7 separate regions of the Homo sapiens genome follow, and regions 2, 3, 4, 5, 6 and 7 are each linked to region 1. A link is a contact called in ENCODE Hi-C or POLR2A ChIA-PET data. All regions are on one chromosome and are shown on one strand. The core of a region is the stretch at or near the end of the contact, and the rest is flanking DNA. Distances in the headings are between cores, read along the strand shown.

Region 1 (2,700 bases), core at 174-2,673:
CGCCTGCCTCGGCCTTCCAAAGTGCTGGGATTACAGGCGTAAGCCACCGCACCTGGCCAGATATTTTTAAGTTTTAAAACTTAACTTTAAGTTTAAATCATAACTTTAAGTTATGATTAAATTTTATGAATTTAAATTAATTTTTTTAAAGTTGAGTTATAAGTTTTTGTATTCCAAAAGATTTTAAAATGTATTTACTTACAATCTTGTTATGTTGCTTTTCATTTTTTAAACATAAAAAGTGATTAATAATCATATAGAGAGAATAAAATTAAAATATGCCATCTCGAAATATAATTCTCTGGCATATTTTGAAATGGCTATTCAGAAGGACTGCAGACACAAGTATGGCTCTGGAAGCTATCCTTTGTGGGGGAGATTTGCATCTGTAGAGAAAACTTTCATTAGTAAAGTAAATAGCAAATGCAGAGGCTTTTTATTAAGGTATTCTTATCTGGATCTTGGAAAAATTAACTCACAAGAAAAGGAGATGAAAACGTTAACACTTACAAAGTCCTGACAGTGAAACTTTTACCAAAGACTACTGTCTACTCTGAGGGCTGCTACCTGCGAGGCTTCAACTGCATAAAAAGACAGCCTTTGTCACCAAGTCTTTTTTCCCCATCTCTCACCCATAACCTGTCACCATGCTCCAAGCCTCAATTTCTTTCTATAAAATATAAAAACTTTGTCATTTGGCTCTTCTTTCAATCTCATATTCATAGACCTCTCGTGTCCATGTGCACATTGATAAATCTGTATCCCTTTTCTCCTGTTAATCTGTCTATTGTCAATTCATTTCAGCAGACTCAGACTTCAACATTCGGGGGAAAATTTGAACTTCTCTACAGTTTTGGTATCTTTGGCAGGATTATAGCAAATCACTCTGCCCACACCCGAGGCTGCAGCCAGAAACCACGGAAACTGACAGACGCCAGCAAAAAGAAAGAAAAAGTTAAGAAATTTCTTACCAGTAATCCTCCTTGGGTTTCTGCCTTAGGACTAGTCAGGTGAGTGGTGAAACTCCATTTTCGTGTTTCCTTCTTTCTAAATTTAAAGGAGAGAAAATATTTTTAAAAGTTAGTTCTTTAAATTTGTGTCCCTTGTGGACTTGTTTTATACCTATTGATAATTAATCTTTAAACATCCAAAAATGGTCCTTGTTTTTCTTGTCTCTGTCCTTTGTGTGGTTTGGTATAAGGAGAAAAACCATAATAAGCTTCTCCTTTCATCTTGTTTTTGTGTCTTGAGAAACTTGGCTTTGTAATCCCCAAATTTATTTTCTGGTCTTCACTACCCAGGAGGGCATATTTGCCAGACATATACTAGGCTGGGAATCTGAAATGTCTGTTTTTCCAAATGTGTAGGTTCTCAAAAAAAAATTGCCTTTGTTATCTCAGCCTTCATTGCCTAACAATTAATGTCTTTGCTTTCTTCTTCTTCTTCTTCTTTTTTTTTTTTAGGTGGAATCCTACTCTGTCGCCAGGCTGGAGTATAGTGGTGTGATCTTGGCTCACTGCAACCTCTGCCTCCCAGGTTCAAGCGATTCCCCTGCCTCAGGCTCTGGAGTAGCAGCAGCTGGGACTACAGGTGCGTGCCACAGTGCCTGGCTAATTTTTTGTATTTTAGTAGAGACGGGGTTTCACCATGTTGGCCAGGATGGTCTCGATCTCCTGACCTCGTGATTCACCCACCTCGGCCTCCCAAAATGCTGGGATTACAGGCATGAGCCACTGTGCCCAGCCCAACTTTGCTTTCTTGAGCTATTGTAGCAGGACAAGCCGCAGACAAAACCCCTCAGACACCAAGTTGTAGAAGGAAGGGCTTTATTCAGCTGGGAGCATCGGCAAGCTACCATCTTAAAATCCGAGCTCCCCAAGTGCACAATTTCTGTCCCTTTTAAGGGCTTACAACACTAAAGATTTCACATGAAAGGGTCGTGACTGATTTGAGCAATCTAGGGGGTACATGACAGGGGCTTCATGCACCAGTAGTCAGAGTGAAACAGAACAGAGCAGAGAGTTTCACAATGTTCTTCCATACAATGTCTGGAATCTATGGATAACATCGGTTGCTAAGGCATGAGTTGATTTTTAGCTACTAGGCAGGCCCAGGCCTGGTTTCGGGTCTGGTTTTGGGTCTGGTGCCTGGTGCCGGGCTGCCTGCCTTTGGTTTCACTTCCTTGTTTCTTCTTAAAATAGGTACTGAGTATGAAACAATGTAAAACAATATGAGAAGGTCTCTCTCTTCCCTCACTATCTTTGGGAGGAGCTTTAAATATTGGGAGGAGTTGCGTGTACCCTTTTTGAAATGAAATTCTTGTGTTTATTGATTTTAAGCCATAAAAGGGCTTATTATAATAGTTTTGAGTCACAGATGAAGTAGGTACACATTTGGAGATTTGGAAACTATCTGTATGACTCTTGACATTCATTAATGATCCCTACATCCCCACCCCTTGTTACGGTAGGTAGCTAATCAGACATGAAGAGAGCAGGAAAGGGCTTCCCCAACTCCCTGACACACACACCAGGAATGTCAGGTGACCATCAGGTGATGATCAGGCAGTTGTTAACTGTCTCTCTAAAATAATAATTGTTCACAGTCAGTGCCAGGGAAAGGCAGTCTCCGAATAAACAGAAACACCTGAAACTGGTGATCAATAGCTTCCTGACAAGATGTCAGGATTTGGAGGAGTTG
Region 2 (2,700 bases), core at 164-2,663, 3.8 Mb after region 1:
GAAATCCCAACCCAACATTACTTCACATACAGAATTCTGGTACTCATTTTCTCTTCCAAAGTAGAGACTGGTATTAACTAGTTCCTAGAACTGCCAGTAGGAGCCCTACGACAAGCTCTTCTCCCATCTTGTCCTTGCCCCGCCCCCTCTGAAGTCCAGAAATGACTCGGCTTCTAACTTGTATAATATAACCCTCTACCAGGTACACTTTTCTCAGCACTGGGAATAATCTGACACGCCCAAGGTCATATAAAAAGCCTGCCTCCTGAACCAGGTTCTAGGTTCGGCGGACAAACTTCTGGTTCTACTACCTCTAAGGGTAAGACCCTGCTCAATTTCAGAGGCTGTGGCTTAAGCACCTCCTGAGGGGAGCAGTTTCCTTCAAGAAATACTAAGCCAAGTCAACCTGTAATTATTCTAAAGAATGCCAAGAGGCCTCAAACCCTGCCTCAAAGGCAGTGCAGCAAGACGGTAAAGATTCTCACTACTAGCTATGTGATCTTAAGTCCTCCAAGGCTCACTTTCATCACATTCGAAATGAAAACAACCATATCTGAATTTGGAGGAATCCTTGTGATGATTAAATGAGACAGTGCATCCAAAATACTTACTGTAGTGTCCAGCAAAGCAAACTCTTAAAGTTAGCTAGAATCATCACTATAAACCAGGCTGGGCCTCCAGCCGGCGCTTGATTAAGCGCTGACTTAGCCAAGGAACTAGGCTCCGATTCTATGACCCCAATCAACTTATTCCCGTAGGCGCCACTCCACACCCTTCCGAGCTCCTTCGGGTATTGGGCGCCGGCCGCCCCAAACCTCCCAAAGCCCCTCTCCTCTCAATCCAAACGCTTGGAGGCAGGCTGCACCAAGGCATTAGCTGGCGCACTCCCCTCCCGGAGCCCCCCAGGCGCGCCTCCTGGCCACCGCAGCCAGGGGTTGCCTCTCTCCCCTCCCCCTCCGCGACCTCCCTTCCCCTCCCCCCATGCAAGGCCCCGCCCGCCCTCCCCCCCGGCCTCGTCCTCCCTCCCACCCCCTCCTCCCTCCCACCCCCTCCTCCCTCCAGCCCCTTCCCACAGTGCCTCCGACCCCAGCTGCCGCGCGGTTCGAACGAGGCCCTCCCAGCGCCTCCTAGTCTCCCGGCCTCCTCGGACAGAGCGCCCGCAACCCCCGTCTCCAGTGGCCATACCGGCTTGCGGAGGCCGCGGCCGCCGCCTCTCCGCAGGTCTCCGCTGAATGGGCGGACGCGAGGCCACTGGACTGGGGCGTCGCGGGGAGGCGGTGGTCACGGCCCCCTCGGTTGCCCTTCGCGACCGCCGCACCTCGCTCGCAGGCTCGCGCGGGCCCCGGCCAATCGCGCTGACCCAACAAGCCTAGCGAGAACTTGGGCTCTGTACGTGGCAGGTGGGGGAAGAACAGAGGCGGGAGCAAGAAAAAAAAAAATGTCCTTTCGCCCCTCCTTATTGCGCGTGGACATACCCAGGACGCATGCGCGACGGCGCGAGGCGCAGGGCTGGCTGGGTCCCGGCTGCCTAGGCCGAAGAGTCCCTGCTTTCTCACTGGATGACGGGATTTAGGAAGCGTGAGCTGCCCCGATGCACGCATGCGCGGGGCGTGACCACGCACTTCCGGTTTTCTCGAAAGCGGGTATTTCCGTTTCTCGCCAATGGGCGGGGCGTAGTGCGCTGTTCTAAACTTTTTGAGAGTTGGTTGCAGTAGACGTCTGTCCAACTTTAAGTGGTTTTTGTCGTTATTGTTGACCATTGTAGTAACAGCTGAAAAAGAAAAAACCTTTTCTTCTATAAATCCATTCATTCATTATTGGGAGCCTATGCTTTGCCAAGCCCGGTTCTAGGAATGGGGGTGAATCATTTTGTGAGCAAGGAGTTTCCAATTAAGCAGGGAAGACCTACAGCGTTTATGAGCAAGGAAAATCTGTAACTGTGTAAAGGACAAAAGCTGGGAAATTAAGGCTAAAGATTCCTGAGTGATTTTTAGAGGATAAGGCATTTGAGTGTGTCCTACGTACTCTTCCCTTCTCCCTTACCTGTTCAAATAGAAATACAGTATGAGTAAGTAGGAATTTATAGCCAAGGGGTGGAAGTCGGTCAGTGGATGGAAAATTACTAAGAGGAAATATCAGGGGCAAGGGAGATTCTGGCTAAACCAACACAACAGGATTCTAGACGAAGATAGGCCAGGATAGCAGACATCACCTGGGGGTGGTGGAGGATGAGGAACCCCATCAAGGGTGAGGGATTCTCACTACACTGCCTTAACAAGGTTCTTTGCTGAAACTGAGTTTTACAAGAAGATGCACAGATGGTCCTAGGAGAAGGCCCAGGAGCCCGAAGTTTGGCCAAACGGAGAATGTTTGTCACTTCTAAGGTGGAGACTAAGCTGATAAATAAAGCATTTAGACCCTACCTGGTCTCCAGTTGTTTACCAGTTATAAAAGAAAAACTTAAGCTGAATTAAATTTAAAGGAGTTTAATTGAGCAGTGAACGATTTCACGAATTGGGCAGCCCCCAGAATCACAGCAGATTAAGAGACTCCAGCAGAGCCACGTGGTGGAAGATTTATAGACAAAAAAAGGGAAATGAGGTACAGAAATTGGCAGTGAAGTACAGAAACAGCTGGATTGGTTACAGGTTGGCGTTGGCCTTATTTGAACACTTAGCAGTCTATGAGTGATTGAAGTGT
Region 3 (2,700 bases), core at 69-2,568, 4.1 Mb before region 1:
GGTGGAGCTAGAATCTGTAAGCAACCTGGCTCTCTACTCTTTACCACTGCTGCATGTTACTGCATGGTGCCTCTCATTTATGTGGTGAATTTCAAAAGTACTATTTTGTATGTTTCCCTTACTAGACAGTTCCCTCGCAGCAGGGGATACTACTTCATCTCTGTTCCCTGACTGGCAGTTTCTAACCCATGTTACACGCTCTATAATTGTTTACGGAATGAATGAAAGCATAAATGAACACACAAGCTACCCAAAGATTTTTACATGAATGTCCCAACTGGTTAAATCATTTTTATCTTTCAGATTTAAACTTTTATAAAAAACAAAACCAAAACACCAAACCTGTCTTCAAAAATCTAGTAATTCAAAAAAATTCTTTTGAAGTGAAAAAACATGATTTCTGATAAACGATTTAATTAAATGGAAATGTACCCTATTCTTACAATTTCTACATCCTGGTTTTTAAAGCTTTATTCGACGTTAGGAAATATTAAGCAAAAAGCTCCAAAACCAGTAACTGACTCGCTTCATTACATACACATGCAATAATATTAAGCTATCTCCGATTTAAAAAACGCAAATAATAGTGCCATTTTCGTAGACATCGAGAATTATAAAACAATCAATCATGCCAGAGAGAAACAGACACCTTCACTTACAAAAACTGACGCTAACGAGTAACACCCTCCGGAGCAATACCTGGCCCAGGGTCAGCAGGAGGTAGTCTTCTCGAATAAATGTGACAAATACTTTGGTCAGGGCATGACTAATTTGCCACATAATGCCAATAGGTTGACTCTGAGAAACTACCATCCCCGGGCAGAAGGGGCGGGTGTAGGAGAGATTTAAAAACGAGGCCCCTCCCAGGCCGCCTCAAAATCTAGGGCCCAAGATTCTTCTCCTCAGAGCTCCTCACCGTGTCTAGACTAGGGGCAAGCGACCATTTCTCAGGTAGAGGATGACGCACAAACGAAAAACTGGCCATCCAACATGAAGGACGAGGAAGCGCACGAAATCAGAGCGCACAGCTGAGTGAGGAATCCCCCTTCTCCTAACCGATTCCTCTCCCGAGAAATCGCGAGATTTCTCGCCTTCACGGGATCTCAGGCCGAAACCTCGCGGCCTCTCAGACGAGGGTGGGTTAGCGGGGGCAGCTCCCAACCCCCGTCCTGGACCCACAAATCACCTCGACCCCTGGCCCACCCCGGCCGTCACCGAGAACGGTCCCCTAGGGTGCCTAGGGACTTCCGGAGCCCGACCGGATCCGGAAGCTTCTGAGAGCGAGGGGGTGGGGCCGAAAATCAAAAAAAGCGCGGCGAAAGCTAAAGGCCGGCGCACGCTGGGCGGTGGTGGTCCCTAAGCCGGGCCGCGGCCGGTGCAATGGACTCCACTGCCTGCTTGAAGTCCTTGCTCCTGACTGTCAGTCAGTACAAAGCCGTGAAGTCAGAGGCGAACGCCACTCAGCTTTTGCGGCACTTGGAGGTGAGAGGCTCTGGGGTAGAGGACAGATGGGGCTTCCCCTAGCAATTCTTATTTCACAGTGAGGCCGAGGAGTGGCGGCCCCAGCCTGGGAAAGAAAGGACAGTCCTTCGATCCCTCTGTTGTCTTTTCGTACTGGTAAAGGCTAGTGAGTGTCGGGGTTCCGCTGGCCGCAGCGAGAGGCAAGAGCGCTCACTGAAGGCTCTAGGAAAAGCGGGAGTGGGGCAAAAGGTTGGGAAGTTCAGGTTGTTTCGAGTAGGTAACGGAAAAAGCTCGGAACTTTATCTTTTCCTTTGCTTCTAGTTTTGGTTTTTCTACGAAACCAAGCCCTCAATACACAACTATTCTCAGTGACGGAAAGTCATGATTAAAACTTGGTTTTGCCCTTCGGTAATCTATAATTGAATTTGTTGCTTACTGCTCTTACTTGAACTCGGGTTGAACTCAAACTTGAAAAACATTATTTCAACATTAAGAAGCACTTCCCCTTCCTAGTAAGCGTAATCCTTTTTCTTTACCAAAATACATTGCTTACAGTTTTTTAATCTTAGAATGCTGAATTGCCTTTTTTTCTATTCTAGTGATATGTGTCCAGACGATTCCGTTTGTTTTAGGATCTTAATCTTCTGCTTTCATTTGTTTTGCATTTACGGAATTCAAACTAACATTGACCTCAGTTTAATTTTTTTAAAGCTCAATTAAGGCTTATTTTAACTCTCTGTGTCACAGCTTTCCTCTGTTAAGGTAGAATTGAACATAATTTTAAAATATATTGTATTATATTAACCCTATGATAAAAGACTAATGTGCCAAAAATTTGTAAAATATTACAGGAAAAAAATGATTTCCAGTAGTAGAGCAACAGCAGCTGTTAGTGAAGCTGCTGTTGTATTAAATGTGTCTGTCTTATCTTGAGCTTCACTGGTGCTCCTCTTTTCCCTACTTCAAGTGCCCATCTCCTAAGTACATTTGTTTTCTCTTTTTCATTCTTTATTTTAAGAAGTGCCTGCAAACCTAATAATTAAGGTGTTAGCTGTTAAATGCTTAAGGCTTTGCTTCTGAATTAGCATAGGCTCCAGAAGCCGCAGAATAAGCAGGGCAGTCCGTTTAATTTAAAAATCGGGAGTTAAGCATTTTGTATGCTATTCTGAAGCATTACCTTTCTTTGAATAAACAGGAAGGTTGTGCACTGAAAGAGATTTAAGGCACAGGGGCTTACAC
Region 4 (2,700 bases), core at 121-2,620, 3.0 Mb after region 1:
TACTCGGGAGGCTGAGGCAGGAGAATGGCGTGAACCCAGGAGGTGAAGCTTGCAGCGAGCCGAGATTGTGCCACTGCACTCCAGCCTGGGCGACAGAGCGAGACTCCGTCTCAAAAAAAAAAAAAAGTTAATTTGTGAGGAAACTGAAAATTCAATTATTTTTCAGAAAGCAATGTTTTTGTTAAACAGAAATTAACCAAATAAAACGAAATCCTTACAGTAAACTTCAATCCCAGCAAGACTTAAAGTATTTCTGCTTTGCAGTCATTCCTGCCATGTAGAACACTTCCCCAGGCCCAACACCCCACAACACCTGGGGCCTTACCTCTACCTGGGGACTGACCACATTATAATTAAGAAGGCTTAACTCACGATGAAGGGGACTGCTCTAGTGGACGAGTTGGGCCGATCCCTTTATTGACTCCGTTAGGATGGGAGATGGGGGTTGGAGGGATAGGCGTTAGGGGTATAAAGGGGCCAGCTTGGGAATCAAACCCTACTTCCAGAGTCCCTTCGGGCTTTGAACATGCCAGAAACATTTTCCCTGCTTAGAGCACTGTGCTGAATTTTGTTAAACTTGTGATTAAATCGTCATGAAAGCTTACACGTGCATTTAAAAATTATTCAGATATGCACCATTAGGGATAATCAGGCTAATAGTACCAGACCTTGAGTTCATTGAGGACTGGATTAGTCCCTTAAGTATCGTGGTAAATGTTAATTGAACAAATTCCAAGTTTATAGCCACCCACTTTCTGTCATATCAGCATTTCAGTTATTGAAAAATTAAGTTCTAGCTTTTCTTTTAAGGAACTTTAAAAATCACAAGTTCGAATTTTAAAAAGGAATCCTAAGACATTTTTCCTCGTCTGCTGACATATTTCCACAGCAAATGCTAAACTAATAGCTAGGCTATTATTAGGTGATTTTGCCATCTTAAAATCTTTTGGTTTCTGAGTTCGAGGAAAGGCGTTGGGGGCAAATATGTAAGAGAGGCTGTGAGGGATGTAATACTGCAAACGCTAACGTTTTGTTTTCATAGTTGTTTGGCCACCTCGCGAGATCCAGTGAACCGGAGGAGTTCCTGTTTTTCCCTTTTAATTTTTGTCAATCTAATCTTCAAAGTCAACAAAGCTAAAATCGAGCACCCAGGTGGTTCACCTCCCCAGAGGGGCTCAGATCATGAAATAAACGCCACCAAAAAAACGCTGGAAGAGGCAGCCCACAGTGAAAAGTCCCAGGAAGTGATTTCCGGTCGAAGGTGGGAGGGGCGGCTGATTTCCGGTCGAAGGGCAGGCGACGGCTCTTGCGCAAGCGCGCTTCGCACTTTGCGGGCTTTTTTTTTTTTTTTTTTTTTTTTTTTTTTTTCCTTTCCCCTCCCCCTCCCTCTCCAAGCCGGAGGGGTCCTGAGGTGACAGCGCCTGCAACTGAAATTTCAGCAGCGGGAGAAGATGGACAAGAGAAAGCTCGGGCGACGGCCATCTTCATCCGGTGAGAAAGGGTCAGAGAAGGGCTGAACATATTGTCTCCTACCCGGGGGAAACGGGAGGCGCAGGCGGCAGCTGGGGTTGCGGCCCGAAGCCGCGGGGGCGAGGGCGGGGGCGGGGAGAGGAAGGGGCGCGCACAATGGAAGGCTCCCGGGTCGCCCCCGCCCCTGGAGTCGAAGACCCGGTCCGAGCTGTCATCGAAGCCTCGGGCGCTCTTCACCTCAAAACCCCTTTTATTTTTTCCCTCCTCCCGCGAACACCCTCCTTGCGTCTCATCGGCCCATGGATCTTCCCGGTTGGCTTGTCACTCTCTGCCACGCCTTCCTCGTAATTCCACCAATGTTCCAATTTCATTTCGGCTTCTCAGCGCCTGACCCCACTTTCCTCTCTTCCTTTGATTCTCGACTTTGCGTCCCTTCCCCTCTCCCTCCTCTTTCCCTCAGCAGGTAGCTGCTGCTGGGGAGGAAAGGTGGGGCTTGCGACCGGAGACTCCTTTTCTTTGATACAATGCCTCTCCGGGTCTCGTTCTGCTGAACAGGCCCGCCTAATAGCCTTTTTCTTTTCCAGCCTACCCTGCGTCTTCCAAAAGTGATTGGAAAGTCAAACAAAGGATTTGAAGCCGTGCTTTCGTTGTGTTTTTATTTTCAGCATATTTTTTGTTTTGGACGTTACTTTGTTTTAAATGACTATCTTCAGTTTTGTGTACAACGTCTTGGAAACAAGAAAGTGGAGTTATAAAAACGTGAGGTAGAGCTCCTCCCAGTTGAGAAGTTTTTATCAAACATTTCATCCATTAGGGGGTCCTCAAGTCCTTGTGTTAAGTCCTATGGATGGTAGGAGGAGAGGACGAGGACTCATATGCTTACAGTCCAGTACACAAACGAACGCCCAATGAATCAATTATTTCATTTCATTTTTCTGTTTCTGATGGTACCGTTGGTTTCTGCAGAGACAGTTAACAATTACAGATTTATTGGCCGGGCGCGGTGGCTCACGCCTGTAATGCCAACACCTTGGGAGGCCGAGGCGGTCGGATCACAAAGTCAGGAGATCGAGACCATCCTGGCTAACATTGTGAAACCCCGTCTCTACTAAAAAATGCAAAAAATTAGCCGGGCGTGGTGGCGGGCGCCTGTAGTCCCAGCTACTCAGGAGGCTGAGGCAGGAGAATGGCGTGAACCCGGGAGGCGGAGCTTGCAGTGAGCCGAGATCG
Region 5 (2,700 bases), core at 185-2,684, 3.7 Mb before region 1:
TTTGGTAGTGGGGTAACATCAAATCCAATTTTCTCACTCAACTTTATTAAAAGCAGCTGGCTCATGACTTGTGGTAGGCAAGCAATGTTATTTATTTAAAAAGCAATTCTCAGTGGGCTGCCCTTCAGGTTATTCTCTACATAAGTCTGTAATTTTATGTACTTCCTTTCTTTAATGAAAAAATGGTATTTGCCCTTCTGACTTTTCACTTTGATAACCTTATTAGTATCAGAAACAAGTTAGCTGTAGACGGATTACAATGAAAAGTGTTCTCATTTTTTCTAATAAAAACAGGATATTGTAGATACATTTCAAATTTCAGTTGTCCAAAAATGTAGCCCTTCTATATTTTGTAGTGGCAGATACAAGAGATCAGAGAGCCCTTAAAAGTCACGTTATAAACATGAACATATGTTCAATCTCTTGTACTAAGTTTTCTTCCCAAAAACTGCCAGGCATCCACCACTTACCTCATTTTTTGCAACTGTTAAGAAAATTGCCTAATACAGAAGCCTTTTGAAAACTGTAAAGCTGGGCCATTTCTGTGGTCAGTTATGTACCTTTTCTTAAATTTTCTAGGTCAATAACTGCAGAATACAGTAGTAACACCCTATCTTTAGCCACCCTTAGAGCTTTAGGGCAGGGAAATTCCTTTTAAGACCATCTCTATTCTGTTGGATTTAACGAAGTACCCAAACACTTTATACTACATGTAATGGGTTTGAAACAGATTAAGCAGCAGGATGGAAGCTTAGTATTCTTGTTTTTGAAGTAAAACAAATCCTTCCAAATGCCTCCTTTTGTTCATTGTCTTCCTCATCCTTCCAACCACTTTCCTAGCACTGGAGTAACAGCCAGGCAACGTAATACAGTACTTCAAGCTTTACAATATACTGTTAAGTGCAGCATTGCCTAGTGAGAGAAAGATAAAATTAAAGAAAGAACGAGAGAAACCTCTCGTTGGAAAGTTCCTGCAGTAAAAGTGAAACCTATGGTATTGACTATCTTTACAACTATGAAAAACTTTTCAATTCTGAGAAAATAAAGGTATCAGTGAGCCAGTGCAGCCTTCAGTGCTACACGTCTTCACCTCCCTTTAATCTTTTTAACAGCTACTAGCTGACCCAGATGCCCGCTTAATTGCTTTTAGCAACCACCAGGTCCAACACACCTCAAGCCAGCTCAAGACTCACTAGGCAAGCGGAGCAGAAACGTAAGCCGGCTCCCTTCAGACTTTCAGCGAGGGAGAAGACGCAGCCGGCAGTGGGGCGCGAACGCCACGCCTCCATGAGGGGCGGGGCTGCTTCCCGACCACCATTTCCACAGAGGCAGGGCAAGAAGAGGGCCACAGGTGACGTCATTCAGGAAAGCCGCCCTGATTGGAGGGAAGGAGGCGGAGTCTAGTTTCCCTGGTGACGGATTGTCCGGTGGTCGCCTGGTAACCGGTCGTGGCTGTACTGGCGGCGGCAGGGCTGGCGGCTTAGGCCGCAGAGGTCTGTGGGCCTGAGCCCACGCTGGACTCTGTCCGTTCTGCGATGACTGCTGCTCTGGCCGTCGTCACGACGTCGGGTTTGGAAGATGGGGTGCCTAGGTCCCGTGGCGAAGGGACCGGGGAAGTGGTCTTGGAGCGGGGGCCCGGCGCGGCCTACCACATGTTCGTGGTGATGGAGGACTTGGTGGAGAAGCTGAAGCTGCTCCGCTACGAGGAGGAGTTCCTCCGGAAGAGCAACCTGAAGGCCCCGTCCAGGTGGGTGCCGGCGTCCCCGAGCGCCCGGGTGCCTGCTAGCCCCCAGGGAGATGCCCTCCTTGGTCCTGCTGGGAACCAGTTTCGTGAGAGCGGGTTAGCAATTCCTTGCCTCCGTCTTCCTAGCCAGGGAAGGGCACTTCACCCCAAACTCCCGGGAGGTCCGTGGAGCTCACGCAGCCCTGACTTGGTATTTTTGTAGAGAGAATAAATAAGTTTTGGAACGGCAGAAAGGATCGGAAGACAGCTTGCCTGTTTTTTTCCAACACACACGCATTACCAGAAAACACAAACTATATTTTCTGATTGTAAAGATGAAACAAATACTCATTGAAGAAAACTCAGAAAAACACAAGTAAATGTCTAGAAAAATTATAAGACCGTCCAAAATTCGCCTCCAGAGAGGAATGCCATTATCACTTAAGGCTTTTTTTCTAGTTTGGGGTTTTTTGTTGTTGTTTAAGACCCTGTTCATACAACTGGGGACCGTGGGTACTTAGGATCCTGTTAAGGAGCACTTTAAATGCGGTTAGTAAACTTGTTAACTACTTGCTATGGTTTAAAAGACTTCTGCCTTTGTAATAACCATACTCTCAGAAACTGAAAAGTGGAAAAGACGAATGACAACTATTGAATTGTCCCCCTATCATAGAACCTAAAGTTTTACCCTTGTTCCGGTGGGGGAAAAGTCCAACATATCCTGAAAGCAATGCCATTACTTGCTGAGGGTAGTGGTCAGCTAGGACCTTCTCCTCAAATCACTGTAGCTTAGCAGTAGCCAGATAAATCAGTTTTATAGCTTTTCTTTCACTTTAATACTTACATTTGTATATTTTATTCCATAAAAGGCAATCAGTATTAAGAATCTATAGTACTTAATGTCTACAGCCAGGCTCAAATAATTTCCCTTGATAGTTTTAATCTCATTCCACTGCTGTCTTCCAATAACTTGAATT
Region 6 (2,700 bases), core at 159-2,658, 3.0 Mb before region 1:
AAACCTCGAGTCTGATTTCTGTAATTTACTAGCGACCCGGATCGCAGCAAATAACAGTGTAACACGAGTGTGGCTTAAGAGGGCTAGGGAGCTCTTTCTAGAGGCATCGACCCCATCCCCGGATAAAGGATCTGCAAGTTTTCTGTCATCGCGACCAGGCAAAGCCGTAACTTACCTTCAGAAATAAGACTTTAAACGGCCAAGGCCTTCCTCCTCCCCTCCACCACCACCCTCAGCCTCGCTCTCTCCACCTTAAACTTATTGACACAACATAATCCCACATTCAAGCAAAATCCTGACACAGCCTCCCTCCTCCTCTTCCCCCTCCTCTCTTCCCTCCCGTTCTCTCTCTCCCTCTCTCTCTGTCTCCCTCTCTCCCCCCCCTTCCCTCCCTCTTCTCTCTCCCCTTCTCCCTCGCCCTCTTCCCCCTCTCCCCCTATTCTTCCTCCAGGCTACTCTGGCACTAAAACAGCACTTTCTCTACTCGCCGCGCATTTGGGTAGGGGTGGGGGGTGAGAGGGCACTGATCTGCGGGGCCGGAACACCCAAATCCCAACTCTCCAGATGAACGAGCAACTGGGCTGCTGTTCCCGGTCACCAACGCAGACGAAACGTTCAATAAATCCACCGAAGGCTGGCTCCTCGTACCTTCCTCCACTGCCCCTGCTCCCCAGGCCCCACCTCCCCGGCAGCCGAGACCAGGCAGGGCTCCACGTACTTTCGCCGAGATGAAGTTTGGGGCTCCCCGGGCGGCCACGAGCCGCCCGCCGGCGTGAGGGCTCTGTTGTTGTTTTCCTGGGGCCGCTCCAGCCCGCGCCCCGGCGCCCGTGCCCCTCTCAGGCGGCGCTGCCTGTGTGCCGAGAGGTGCTGGTTGCAAACGCAGCCTGGCACCGGCTGGCCTACTACTCCCCAGCCCGGCCCCCAGCCTCCCGCTCGCAGGGCACTGCCTCAGCGCCCCCCGCCCCCCGGCCCCAGCCGGCGCGGCCGCCGCGACCCTCGCCCCCGACCTCTCCCGACCCAAAGTTTTGGCGGAGGGGGAAAGTGCCCAGGGAGCGGGCCGGCTGGCGGCGGCTCCGGACGCGCGGGGTTCCCTCCGTCTTCCTCAAGTCCACCCTACCGGCTGCCGCCGCCGCCGCCGCCGCCGCCGCCGCTGCTCCTGCCGCGGAGTCCTTGGGGCTGCAGCCCGGCGGCTCGCAAGTGAGTAGGAAAACAGAAAGTGAGGGGAGTGCGCCCAGGGAGGGCTGGGGATGGGGGGCGCCTACCTCGCGGGCTCGCCGGGCGTGAGGGCGTGTGTGTAGCTAGCCCTCAGCGGCCAGTCAGGGTTTCTCTATGGGAAAGTGGAGAGAAGCTCGCGGAGCCGCTCTGCCTCCGCTTCACTGTACACTGCTCCACATACAGTACATGCAACCCGGAGAGACTGAAAACACTCATTTTATATAAGGCAGCCTGCCATTGGCCCGCGCAGTGACGGACAGGCCGCGCAGCCAAACAAGAGGCCCGTTACACCCAAACACACGCACACATACACACATTTTACAGAGACACACAAAGATCATCACATTTTCTATTTTCTAATGTTCGGGACCTGTAGACAGTAGGAGAGGACAGGTAAAGAGGCCCAGCAGAGTGGGGTAAAGGGGAAAACCCCTGTCTGCACCAAGTTGCAAGGCTTGAAACTGGTGTCCTTTTGACTTGGGAGGGTTATGGTAATAAACTACAACTCCACTGGATATGGAAGTGAGGGGGGTTTTTCATCGCTGCCTTTTGGTGCCCCATGGAAGAGGCCTGCATTGTGTTACGATTTTACAGCCTGACCCGGCTAACAAGTGGCCAAGAAAGGCTTTTATCACCTTGGATTTCTTTTGTCAATGGGTTAGCTATCACATAGGCCAAAATAGTGCAAGATAAGTTTATCAGGACTCTAATGCATTGAGGTTGTTAGTGCCTCATTCGTAGGTAGATTCAAAAAAATCAATATAACAACACACAAAGATAAACATTTTGCTGAAATAGCCAAACAACTTTTAACTGGTCAGTGGACTGCCATCACCTGTGTGGACATGCAAACTGTGCTGTTAGGTAAAATAAGTCATGGAAGATTGGCTATTGACCCTTAGCCTTCAAAACAGACCTTTGATTCAATATATACATGATTTATATTTTGCATATTATATATAAAAATATATGACTCTTTACATATTTCACATCTCATGTGAACATCATATGTTGCATGACTTTTGGAGATGATGAACCTCAGGACTGGTCTTTCTGATTGTTTTTCAACAATGCAACTTCAGAAGATTATATGAGACAGTTCAATACACATAAGTCAACAGGTTGGTGGAAAGAAGTCAAAGCTGGAAATTAGAAGGAATAAATTGTAGATTAAACTCTTTAACCAGCTGAGCAATCTTGAGCAAGTTACTTAACCTCTCCAATGCTCAGACTTGGTTTTGATTTTTAAGATTAAAATAAGAAGCTTTTCCAGATTCCCTCAATTAAATGTTTATTCAGCATCTACTATGTGTCAGGCATTATCTTAGGCCTAGATGTTTTCTTAGGGTTCCTTCCGTTTTAAGAGTTGGTGAATTATTCTCAAATACAAACATTTTGGAGATTACATAAACACTACGATTTTATGGCCTAGGTAAGTAGCTTTAAAACTTAAAGAAAACCCAACTAGGGCAACTTATTTCAGTT
Region 7 (2,700 bases), core at 73-2,572, 3.8 Mb before region 1:
GAGCAAGGAGAAGCCACCCAGAATCACTGGTTAATGATCAAAATATTAAGCTATGGTCTATTTTAAGCACCTGGAGGAAAACTCAACACAGGAATTGGTTTCTTTCCCAGCTCAGGCCAACTGATAGAACATGCTGGTGGGCCACACGCCAAAAGTAGGCAGAGCCTTCATTCATGGATTTATTTAAGAGCCACCAAACTTTCAGGCTACTCAATATGATTATATAGGAAATCATTTGTCTTTTACATCTATATTCTGAAATAATAATATTTATTAAACACTTTCTACATACCAGGCACTTTGCTAAGCACTTTAATAAATTTCATTTAATCTTCACAGCAATACTAGTCTACCCCCATTTTACAGATTAGGAAACTGGCTCTGAGAAAAATATACAACTGGTTAATGATGAAGCAGGTAAATGCACCAAGGATTACTTGACTCTAGAGACTATGATCTTGACCACTACACTTTATTGCATCTTTTGATTAAAATATGCTTATAATGGGATATGACACCAATTTGCCATTCTGGACAGAAATTATTTCCTCCAAGTTTCTAGGAAATGGGAAGCTCAAGTTTGTTTTGTCAGGTACCAGTAACACAAAAAAACCTAAATTACCTGTTCATATTTTTTTCTATTATCCAAAGTCCCAAACAATAGAAACCCAATGAGAATTGAATCTTAACTTTTTGAATCTTGTTTTAGTTATTAAAAAATGACATAAACTTAATGATTCTTCCCTGAGACAGTGGAAATATCTAGGAGACTTCTAAGTTTCTTGTATTAGAATTCAAAGATCACGATTCTTCTGCTAGATAACCACTACTACGGTCCTTTTGTTTCCACCACAGAATGGAACGCAGTGCATCTTGGAGCAGCTAATAAAACTCTGTAGTGTAACTAGATGAACAATTACAAGTAAGAATACACTCTTAGAGATTTTTTTAAAGTTCGCAGATAATTTTCAAAACAAACATTGCTCATCCCTCTTTCACTGTCTTACCAGAATGTTAGGTATTTTCCTCATTTTTGCTAAGTTCTTTTATTTGAAATATATCAGCATGTTCCTTCAAGACAACCTTTTACTAAGTATTTGTTTGGTGCATATGCACAATACATAGTATATGCACTAAATCAATTTAAAAGATCAGTCACTAATTTTTTCCTAACGGGAAAATAAAGTGTCAACTAAAAACCACCCATATTTGATTTATTCATGCCCACTTTTAAGTTCTAGGTATAAACAACTTAGAAAGAAATCCTTACCTTACTTAGAAATTCATACCGTCTAGTCAAATGCTAAGTAGTCCATAAGAATAAACATTGAATTCAGCTATGAGTTTCTCAGAGAGTAAAGTCCAAGGTACGTTTGATTTGCTACCTATGACAGACCAAGGAAATCACATCATCACCAAGGACTCCCTCCTTCAAACTAAGCCCCACCCAGATCTGAGTCAGTACAGATCTGAAAAGTCCAGGAATTAGAAGATGCAGTTTCAGACAACATATTGAAACAGCTAAGCATTGAGCTGTGGGAGCAGTGGACTCTGGTTTCCATGCTATGGTGTCAGCTTCACCATCAACATGATACAGGCAACCTCCTGAGGTTGGACTGCCTGTGACCTGTCTAGCTTGCTGCAGAGTTGTAAAGAAAATTGTGTAGCTGGTTGCAGTGGGTGCCAATAGTTCTGTGAGAAAGAACCATAACCCTACACAAAGTTCATCTGCACCTACAATTCCCATTACAGTTCTGGTCGCTAGAACACCCAAGCTTAAACTCAACTTCAGAGAAATAAAGACCTCTCTGAATTCCACATGGAAAGTTGGGCAGTGCCCAGCCTCTATGCTGTCATATCATTTAATCTCTCTCTCCCTCAGTGTCACATGCATGGCATGCATGCACATACAACAGATGCTAAGAGTCATGCTTTACTCACTATTGTATCCCAAACAACTACCACTTACTTACTAGCACATAGTAGCTGGTCAATATCTGTTTGCTGAGTGCATGGGAGCAAAAGTTACAAAGTGAACAAAAATTACCTTAGGAGGACAATAAACAGGACCCTTCTGTCTGGAACAAAGGATGCCATCCAAGCCTTGGCACAGCACACAAATCCCCTGATCATATAATCATAGGGCCCTGTCTAGCTTTATAGCCTTTCGGCATTACTCACCACATCAACGTTAACCTCCTGCCACACATGCACACTCAGGGGAGAGGGCAAAGTACATTTGGGGAACTCCCCCTCCTCTTCCCCATCTCTTCCTTGACTTCCTTCTTCTCTAGTCAGAGTCATCCATAGTGAGCCTTCTGCTGCCCACTGGAAACTGGGTTGAAAGCGCCAGGGCTCTTCCTAGAATCCCCAAAGTCACCCACGCCAACGTTTTCTTTTTTGTTTGTTTTTGTTTTTCGTTTTTTTTTTTTTTTTTTTTTTTGAGACAGAGTCTCTTTCTGTCGCCCAGGCTGGAGTGCAGTGGCACGATCTCGGCTAACTGCAAGCTCTGTCTCCCAGGTTCACGCCATTCTCCTGCCTCAGCCTCCCGAGTAGCTGGGACTTTCAACCCAGTTTCCAGTGGGCAGCAGAAGGCTCACTATGGATGACTCTGACTAGAGAAGAAGGAAGTCAAGGAAGAGATGGGGAAGAGGAGGGGGAGTTCCCCAAATGTACCTTGCCCTCTCCCCTGAGTGTGCA

What was found. Hi-C counts contacts between places; a loop is a spot of excess contacts on that map. ChIA-PET counts read pairs that join two places held with the same protein, here RNA polymerase II (POLR2A). Pooled maps may share reads with other maps.
Region 2: a pooled map shows a loop between it and region 1 (6-fold over the local background). The contact joins the promoter of TFG here to the enhancer-like site in region 1. A Hi-C loop is called at or near these places in 1 of 168 maps with a recorded cell type or tissue (OCI-LY7), 1 of 37 single-sample maps with no recorded cell type and 2 of 50 pooled maps.
Region 3: a map with no recorded cell type shows a loop between it and region 1 (11-fold over the local background). The contact joins the promoter of CIP2A here to the enhancer-like site in region 1. A Hi-C loop is called at or near these places in 1 of 37 single-sample maps with no recorded cell type and 3 of 50 pooled maps. POLR2A ChIA-PET finds 5 or more read pairs at or near these places in 1 of 52 experiments (OCI-LY7).
Region 4: a loop to region 1 is called in a map with no recorded cell type, with 12 times the contacts of the local background. The contact joins the promoter of SENP7 here to the enhancer-like site in region 1. A Hi-C loop is called at or near these places in 3 of 37 single-sample maps with no recorded cell type and 3 of 50 pooled maps.
Region 5: a pooled map shows a loop between it and region 1 (6-fold over the local background). The contact joins the promoter of IFT57 here to the enhancer-like site in region 1. A Hi-C loop is called at or near these places in 1 of 37 single-sample maps with no recorded cell type and 2 of 50 pooled maps. POLR2A ChIA-PET finds 5 or more read pairs at or near these places in 1 of 52 experiments (OCI-LY7).
Region 6: a loop to region 1 is called in a map of OCI-LY7, with 17 times the contacts of the local background. The contact joins the promoter of BBX here to the enhancer-like site in region 1. A Hi-C loop is called at or near these places in 1 of 168 maps with a recorded cell type or tissue (OCI-LY7), 7 of 37 single-sample maps with no recorded cell type and 6 of 50 pooled maps.
Region 7: a map with no recorded cell type shows a loop between it and region 1 (17-fold over the local background). The contact joins the promoter of HHLA2 here to the enhancer-like site in region 1. A Hi-C loop is called at or near these places in 2 of 37 single-sample maps with no recorded cell type and 2 of 50 pooled maps.

What each region holds. Positions count from the first base shown.
Region 1 is chr3:104,521,559-104,524,258 of GRCh38, reverse strand. LOC105374021 (a long non-coding RNA gene) reads left to right here. Exons shown (of 6, transcript XR_007096271.1): 4 at 870-1,010; 5 at 1,464-1,590. Among named protein-coding and RNA genes, the nearest start is that of ALCAM, 840 kb to the left of the region's middle. RefSeq lists enhancers at 499-1,698, 2,195-2,474. Within about 2 kb of position 1,423, at least 5 of the 41 ENCODE cell types and tissues checked have a DNase peak (open chromatin) inside an H3K27ac peak, as active enhancers do; they include OCI-LY7, where a contact is called at or near this core.
Region 2 is chr3:100,708,207-100,710,906 of GRCh38, reverse strand. TFG (trafficking from ER to golgi regulator) reads right to left here and starts at 1,413. Exons shown (of 8, transcript NM_006070.6): 1 at 1,186-1,413. RefSeq lists enhancers at 63-953, 954-1,845 and a silencer at 1,087-1,316.
Region 3 is chr3:108,588,056-108,590,755 of GRCh38, reverse strand. It overlaps CIP2A (cellular inhibitor of PP2A), which reads left to right and starts at 1,318. Exons shown (of 21, transcript NM_020890.3): 1 at 1,318-1,482. The coding sequence starts at 1,381. It overlaps DZIP3 (DAZ interacting zinc finger protein 3), which reads right to left and starts at 1,034. Exons shown (of 33, transcript NM_014648.4): 1 at 917-1,034. RefSeq lists an enhancer at 840-1,119.
Region 4 is chr3:101,511,882-101,514,581 of GRCh38, reverse strand. SENP7 (SUMO specific peptidase 7) reads left to right here and starts at 1,370. Exons shown (of 24, transcript NM_020654.5): 1 at 1,370-1,491. The coding sequence starts at 1,452.
Region 5 is chr3:108,221,158-108,223,857 of GRCh38, reverse strand. IFT57 (intraflagellar transport 57) reads left to right here and starts at 1,434. Exons shown (of 11, transcript NM_018010.4): 1 at 1,434-1,747. The coding sequence starts at 1,536. It overlaps LOC124909405 (a long non-coding RNA gene), which reads right to left and starts at 1,253. Exons shown (of 2, transcript XR_007095999.1): 1 at 1,172-1,253; 2 at 1-912. RefSeq lists a silencer at 1,227-1,520 and an enhancer at 1,456-1,715.
Region 6 is chr3:107,521,670-107,524,369 of GRCh38, reverse strand. BBX (BBX high mobility group box domain containing) reads right to left here and starts at 1,408. Exons shown (of 18, transcript NM_001142568.3): 1 at 1,263-1,408. RefSeq lists silencers at 732-801, 912-1,001, 1,032-1,341 and an enhancer at 1,742-1,791.
Region 7 is chr3:108,295,170-108,297,869 of GRCh38, reverse strand. It overlaps HHLA2 (HHLA2 member of B7 family), which reads right to left and starts at 1,322. Exons shown (of 10, transcript NM_001282556.2): 1 at 1,271-1,322.